2 separate regions of the Homo sapiens genome follow, and region 2 is linked to region 1. A link is a contact called in ENCODE Hi-C data. All regions are on one chromosome and are shown on one strand. Each heading gives the region's core, a stretch centred on a gene start or an enhancer-like site at or near the end of the contact. The rest is flanking DNA. Distances are from core to core; before and after follow the strand shown. Region 1 holds the start of TMTC3 (transmembrane O-mannosyltransferase targeting cadherins 3). Region 2 holds the start of BTG1 (BTG anti-proliferation factor 1).

Region 1 (3,663 bases), core at 1,164-3,663:
GCACAGGAAACAGGATAAAAAATACTGTTAGAATGAGTTAAAGAATAAAATTTAGGTAAGATTTTGCTTTTAGTTACAATTGTCACTGAGATCTAGGTTACAATCTTAGCTTCATCAATTATTACTTAACTTCTATGAACTTGTTCTCACTTCTGAAAAATTAGAATAAAATTTACCATTAGAGACCAGGCACCTTGAGTTTATGAATGTGAGCAAGAGGGTGGTGGCAGAAGGGTAGAAAAGAGTAATACAGACAAACGAAACTTGTAAGTGAATACATAAAAATAAGTTATAACGAATGAAAAAAAAAACAGAAGAAAAGGTGTTAGAGAAAACAGACTTCTATTATGAAAACAAACACGCAGTAGTCAGCATAGTGTATGACATAACATGTGCTCAGTAACTATTAAATTTCATTCCTACCATTGTCAGAGGTATTTGAATCACAACAACTCCATCTTGAATAGGGGCTGGGTAAAATAAGGGTGAGACCTACTGGGCTGCATTCTCAGGATGTCTGTCAGTCATTCTAAGTCACAGGATGAGATAGGAGGTGGGCACAAGATACTGATCATAAAGACTTTGCTGATAAAACAGCATGCAGTAAAGAAGCCAGCCAAATCCCACCAAATCCAAGATGGCGAGAAAGGTGGGACGTCTGCTCGTTCTCACTGCTCATTATACACTAATTATAATGCATTAGCATCCTAAAAGACACTCCCACCAGTGCTATGACAGTTTACAGATGCCATGGCAATGTGAAGAAGTTACTCTATATAGTCTAAAAAGGGGAGGAACACTCAGATCTAGGAATGGCCTACCCTCTTCCCAGAAAACTCATGAATAACCCACCCCTTGTTTAGCATATAATCAAGAAATAACTATAACAATCCTTAGTCTACCACCTCCAATGGGGGTGTATGCACCTCCAATTCTTTCTTGGCGAGATCCAGGAGCCCTCTCCTGGGGTCCAGATCAGAACACCTTTCCAGAAACACCATCCCATGTTAAATTATGAATTAAGAACACTGAACATGAAGAATGTTTAATTCAAATTATTGAGTAAACACTTACAAAATTAAAATATAACATTTAATAAAAATAGCAAGATTGAGGAACAAGCACTTCACAAATATTGGTTTCCCAGAATGTCTGAGGAGGTGTATAGAAGTTAAGAATATGTCCTCCAGCCAGAGAGATCTGTGTTCAATCACACTATTTAAGTTACTTAGCTTCTCCAAGCCTCAGTTTCTTAACTCAGATGGAAAATGAGGACAATGTAAGCACCTATTTCACTGGATTGTAAGGAAGAATAAACAAGATAATGAATAGTATTTGGCATATAATCTTTCAGAAAAGTAGTAAAATTGTCATTCCTATAAATCTAACTAATGTCTTTAAAATTCATCTCACAAAATCAGTATCTTTTTATTTTGTACTGAGCTACTTATTTTACCCAAATTGGGGGTTTAAAAAGAAACTCATTACTTATTTTCGAAAGGAAAATTTACTGTCAAGTACAGTAATTTTTTTTTTAAAGCAGCGTTTAAAAAAAAAAAAAGACAAAGCACTGGTCCAGATAGTTGGAAATGTCATTTAGATTTAAGTCTACAGCTTCTTAGGAAAGTTAGGTAGAGATGTATCATACTCCAGCATGATTGTGAGCAGACGAGCAGGATGAGCAAAACTTGCACGAGTAAGAGTGGTAAACACCAGAGAAGGCGCTTTCATGGAAGGGCACCCTAGGTAACCAAGCAAGTGGCAACAATAGTACAGGTGAGTCCTTGGATCCCTTCTCTCTCCACCCCCGGCAGTGGTCCGGACAAGTACTAACCTCTCCTCTCTAGAGCCTTGACTTTATACTAGCTCCACAACCATCAAGCCCCACGATCCGCGAAAGGAATGGTGCTACAGGTAAGGCGGGCGGGGTCGGGATGCCGAGACCTCTTGTCAATTCTTCGCTCGCCCCCAAACGAGGATCACGGCTGCGCGGCTCTCACTCTAACTATCAAGACAGATTCTGATACTAAACAAGGCTAAAACTTTTTGTTTTTTCCTTCTTACAGAAGGCACTACCCTGGACGCCGCTTGCAAACGCCTGAAGAGAAGGCAGGGTGTTCCCACTTTTTCAGAATGGGACCAGGCCCTACGGCCCCAATAGCAGAAGCTTCTCTAACCCAGGACTGCTCCCCTCAATTCCTCCCAATATGCTGACCGACAGCTCGACCTCACCTGGGGGCGGTTCCGCCAGGGGATGGCTTAGGAAAACCTCAGGAAGAGCAGCCCAGCGAGTGACGCCACTGAAACCACAGTCATGGTCTACCTCGTTCAGGCCACCAGTTTGCAGGCGCCTGAGCCGCTGCTCCTCCCGCCTCTCGGTCCTTCCCCGCCGCCCCGGTACCGTCGCAGTCTTACGCGTTGCATGCCGGGAGCGCCTTACCTCCTCTTCTCAGGGACTTCAGTTCCCAGCATGCAGAAGCCTCAGGCAGAACTGCACTCTGGGATTTGAAGTCCTCGTTCCACGCCTTCTCATCATCCTGAACACCGAGCTCTGGGACTCCGGCGGAGAATCTAAACGTAAAGCATCACCCACGGTCGTGAACTGTAGGCTCTCCTGGCATCCGGGATCTTATTCTGGCCTTGGCGGAGTTGGGGATGGTGTCGCCTAGCAGCCGCTGCCGCTTTGGCTTGCTCGGGACCATTTGGCTGGACCCAGAGTCCGCGTGGAACCGCGATAGGGATCTGTCAGGGCCCGCGGCCGGGTCCAGCTTGGTGGTTGCGGTAGTGAGAGGCCTCCGCTGGTTGCCAGGCTTGGTCTAGGTGGGTGGATCCTTGTAAGCAGGATTAGCGAGTCACTCCACGCTCAGGTTCTTTAGCCTGAGGGCCCGTGTGCCACAGCATAGCTACCCCGCCCTTCCAGCCTCGGGTCCCTAATACTGCCTTGCTTCGGTTCCAGTTTCCGCCGCACAACTTCACTCATTCCAAATGTTAATTTCTGCGTTTTTTTTCAGCCCCAATTCTGTTTCTCCAAATCAGGGATGATTGTCGGCCTTCCACAGACCCTCGCGCTTGCCAGGATTAGGGTGTTCGCGCGCATTGTGGGTAGGGGTGTGGAGGAAGGGATCCAGAAATCTTAAGTATTAACTTAGATTAGTGTTAGCAAGGAAGCCGTCACATTTTATTTAGCCGGGACACTCTGACAGTTTGTGCCGACTGCTATTTTTGATCAAGGCTATTTTGCCCACTTGTCTATTTTGTGGCCCAATTGTCTGTTTTGCTAACATCAGAAAGTTATAATGAAATAATCTGCAAAAAATGTAAGGTGCTAGAAAACCAATAATACTGTGTACCTTGAAAATGCTAATATACACCTGTTTTGTTACAGAGGTGGAGCACAGTGAAAGAATTCAAGATGCCACCTAATATAAACTGGAAAGAAATAATGAAAGTTGACCCAGATGACCTGCCCCGTCAAGAAGAACTGGCAGATAATTTATTGATTTCCTTATCCAAGGTGCTTAATTGGTCAATAATAATAGATATATACATTAACTTATGATTAATTTATTAATAAAATATGAATTTATTTTTTTCAGGGACAACTATAATTGTCACAATCTGGAAGTGTTCTTATATTTTGCTTGAAGGTTATAAAATATAAAA
Region 2 (3,663 bases), core at 444-2,943, 4.0 Mb before region 1:
GTTATTCTAGTGTTATGGTAATTTCATGAATTTACTTTTGCTTCTCGATCTTCTTTTTGAGTAGTAAAAGAGGTTTCATGCCTCCAGTGAAATTACTATTTTTAAGCAGAGTTCTATCTGAAAAGTTCTATAAGAAAAAAAAAAACCACTCTTTAATTTTTTCACATGTAACTACTTAGTTATGTGTACTAATGAAAAAATAATCTAGAAGTTATTTTTTCAAATCGAGTTTTACATATTTTTTAAACAATAAAACGTTTTCTCCTGTTTTATAATGTCATTATTTTTGCTTCATTTCTATATCCTTTAGCTCAGTATTAAAAAGAAAAAAAAAACACTCAAAGTGGTGTGTTTTGCAATATTGATGATCAACTAAGGTCGGGATATTTATTTCCATCTGGTAGAGTTCAACTTCTGCCTCCTGTTTGCTTTCTCCATCTGCCTGCCTCCCTTCATCTTTCTTTTTTTCTTTTCCCCCTTCTCCTTAATGGAGTTGGGGTTAACCCTGTCTTAGGCCTAATCGTTTTAGCAGGCTCCCGCCTTCCTGTTACACTGGTTTTTAAGGTTGTTTTTTTTTTTTTTTGGTAGGGTTTCAAATAAACTTGAATGTCTACACTTAATACTTTCACAAGCTTCAAATTCTTTTTATTTTATTTTTATAAAGAGCAGGACTCAGGCTAGGACGGCATTTGGACTAGGTAAAAAAGAAAATCTTCAGTTTTGTGCACACAAGTTTTAAAATACATTGTACAGATTTTTTTTTTTTGGATACACACCACTCTTTACAGGATCCGCGTTATATCTGCTTTCAGTAACTGGCTCTCCTGTCCGCATCCAGTAAGGTTTCCACTCTTCTCTCCGTTGACTGCTGAAGTTACTGAAACAGCAACCACAAATGGCCTTACTAACCTACTTATTTTGCAATTAAACTTTTAAAAGATATCCCCCTACTCCTCCCCTAGGGTGGAACAGAAATGGCTCCGCGGCGTTGGCAGCTCGTCTGCGAGGGGACCCTGGCTCCCCGAGGCTGCAGTCCTTTTTCTTGGACAGAACGCCCCGCAGGACCGTTCCCTCCACTTTCCCCCGCACTAAGGCAGCGCACCGCCAGCACACACAGCGCTGGCGCCCGCATCGCGCCGCACCACACGCGTCTCCGGCTTGAGGAGCCAGTCACCGAGACCCGGAGCGGGAACGAGATGTAAACACGGAGTGGGGACATGCAGCCCGATCTGAGAAGGCGGCGTGAAGAGTAGACACAGCCTGCGCCAGGCGGTTCTTATTTACCCAGCACTTACACTCCAGGGCAAGCGGGCCCAGGCAGCGCACTCTTGGAGAAGGATGCACTGGCGCAGAGCCTGGACCTGCTGAAGCGGGAAGGAGGAGCTAGGGCTGGGGGCGGAGCTTTCACACGCGCACCCTCTGTTCCCTCCCTCCCTCCCTCGACACAAGCAACTGGGTCTCCAGCCGCCACTCCGGGTTTATTTGTTTACAAGCGGATTACGTCAGCTCCTCCCTCTCTTCCCTATCTCTGGACCCGCCTCCTGAACTCTTTTCCCGCCCCTTTCGGCTCCGAACCGGCTTGCGTCACAATGGTGCGATATTCGGATTGGCTGGAGTCGGCCATCACGCTCCAGCTACGCCACTTCCTTTTCGTGGCACTATAAAGGGTGCTGCACGGCGCTTGCATCTCTTCGCCTCTCGGAGCTGGAAATGCAGCTATTGAGATCTTCGAATGCTGCGGAGCTGGAGGCGGAGGCAGCTGGGGAGGTCCGAGCGATGTGACCAGGCCGCCATCGCTCGTCTCTTCCTCTCTCCTGCCGCCTCCTGTCTCGAAAATAACTTTTTTAGTCTAAAGAAAGAAAGACAAAAGTAGTCGTCCGCCCCTCACGCCCTCTCTTCCTCTCAGCCTTCCGCCCGGTGAGGAAGCCCGGGGTGGCTGCTCCGCCGTCGGGGCCGCGCCGCCGAGCCCCAGCCGCCCCGGGCCGCCCCCGCACGCCGCCCCCATGCATCCCTTCTACACCCGGGCCGCCACCATGATAGGCGAGATCGCCGCCGCCGTGTCCTTCATCTCCAAGTTTCTCCGCACCAAGGGGCTCACGAGCGAGCGACAGCTGCAGACCTTCAGCCAGAGCCTGCAGGAGCTGCTGGCAGGTGAGCAGGGCGAGGGCGTCGGAGGGACGCGGGCCCCACATCCCTGGGTCAGAGTCCGGCCGTCGGGGCTGCGGGAACCTCGGCAGCGCCCCGGGGCCGGTCGCGCTTGGGCCCCGCCGCGGGACCGGTGTGGTTGCGCTGGGTGGCCGCTAACAGCGGTTCCCCGCGAGGCTTTAGGGGCTGGACGGAGGGCGCCCCCTTCCCCCCAGCTGGCAAAACGGAGAGGAGAAGACAACACGCACAACAAAGAAACTTAAGCCCACCGAGGCGGGAGCTGCGGTCCGAGGACCGTCGGCGGATTTGGGGACAAAGGAGCCGTGGGGCTGGGGTGGGTTCGACGTCCCCTTTCCTCAGCCCCCTCCAACCGTTGCGTGGTCGGCGGCCCAGCCCCGGGGTGGGAAGCTGCGCCGCTGCCCCGGAGCCAGCTCAGAACGGACGTGCCGTCTCCCCGCGCCTCCTGCCCCTGCCCATTAATCATCGGATTTGTCACCGGCACAATTAACAGCCCTGCCCAGAGCGTGGTTTAGGGTTGCTTGTTTTTCTTCCCTTCGGGGTTAACAGTCCGGTGGCGCTTCTCATCTCCAAAGCCATCAACTCCATTGTGTGCATCTGGGGTGGGGTGGAGAAAGTAAACAGTTTCTCGCCTGGCCATAGGTGCCAGTGGCTTCCCGACTGGCCGAGGCTGCGCGCCTGATTCCTGTTTTGGCGGCTCAACCGGTTGGTTCCTGGAGATTGTTTTGTCCGGTACTACTGTGTTATTTCTAAAACCCTGCCCGCTTTTTCCATCCCCGCACATGCACAACAACGGATGCAATCCTGGACATTTTAAAAAGTTGATAGTTTTCATTTTCGCTCCTCAAAGGAGCCTGGGGTAGGAGGAATCCGCAGTGGGAGCTAACGATCCTAAGCGTTGTTTCTCTGTTCTTCTTTTCTTCTATAGAACATTATAAACATCACTGGTTCCCAGAAAAGCCATGCAAGGGATCGGGTTACCGTTGTATTCGCATCAACCATAAAATGGATCCTCTGATTGGACAGGCAGCACAGCGGATTGGACTGAGCAGTCAGGAGCTGTTCAGGCTTCTCCCAAGTGAACTCACACTCTGGGTTGACCCCTATGAAGTGTCCTACAGAATTGGAGAGGATGGCTCCATCTGTGTGCTGTATGAAGCCTCACCAGCAGGAGGTAGCACTCAAAACAGCACCAACGTGCAAATGGTAGACAGCCGAATCAGCTGTAAGGAGGAACTTCTCTTGGGCAGAACGAGCCCTTCCAAAAACTACAATATGATGACTGTATCAGGTTAAGATATAGTCTGTGGATGGATCATCTGATGATGATGGATAAATTTGATTTTTGCTTTGGGTGGGCTCCTCTTGGGGATGGATTATGGAATTTAAACCATGTCACAGCTGTGAAGATCTGGCACAAGATAGAATGGTAAAAAAAAAAAAAATTTTAAGTGACAGTGCCATAGTTTGGACAGTACCTTTCAATGATTAATTTTAATA

Evidence for each region. Hi-C counts contacts between places; a loop is a spot of excess contacts on that map. Pooled maps may share reads with other maps.
Region 2: a loop to region 1 is called in a map of ascending aorta, with 17 times the contacts of the local background. The contact joins the promoter of BTG1 here to the promoter of TMTC3 in region 1. A Hi-C loop is called at or near these places in 2 of 168 maps with a recorded cell type or tissue (ascending aorta and psoas muscle) and 10 of 50 pooled maps.

What each region holds. Positions count from the first base shown.
Region 1 is chr12:88,141,057-88,144,719 of GRCh38, reverse strand. TMTC3 (transmembrane O-mannosyltransferase targeting cadherins 3) reads right to left here and starts at 2,413. Exons shown (of 14, transcript NM_181783.4): 1 at 2,233-2,413. CEP290 (centrosomal protein 290) reads left to right here and starts at 2,632. Exons shown (of 54, transcript NM_025114.4): 1 at 2,632-2,820; 2 at 3,386-3,514. The coding sequence starts at 3,413. RefSeq lists enhancers at 2,043-2,546, 2,353-2,792.
Region 2 is chr12:92,143,876-92,147,538 of GRCh38, reverse strand. It overlaps BTG1 (BTG anti-proliferation factor 1), which reads left to right and starts at 1,693. Exons shown (of 2, transcript NM_001731.3): 1 at 1,693-2,151; 2 at 3,092-3,663. The coding sequence starts at 2,004. The coding sequence ends at 3,459. BTG1-DT (BTG1 divergent transcript) reads right to left here and starts at 1,454. Exons shown (of 3, transcript NR_135036.1): 1 at 1,296-1,454; 2 at 777-877. RefSeq lists enhancers at 1,042-1,341, 2,176-2,712, 2,672-2,721, 2,982-3,031, 3,052-3,291 and a silencer at 1,932-2,251.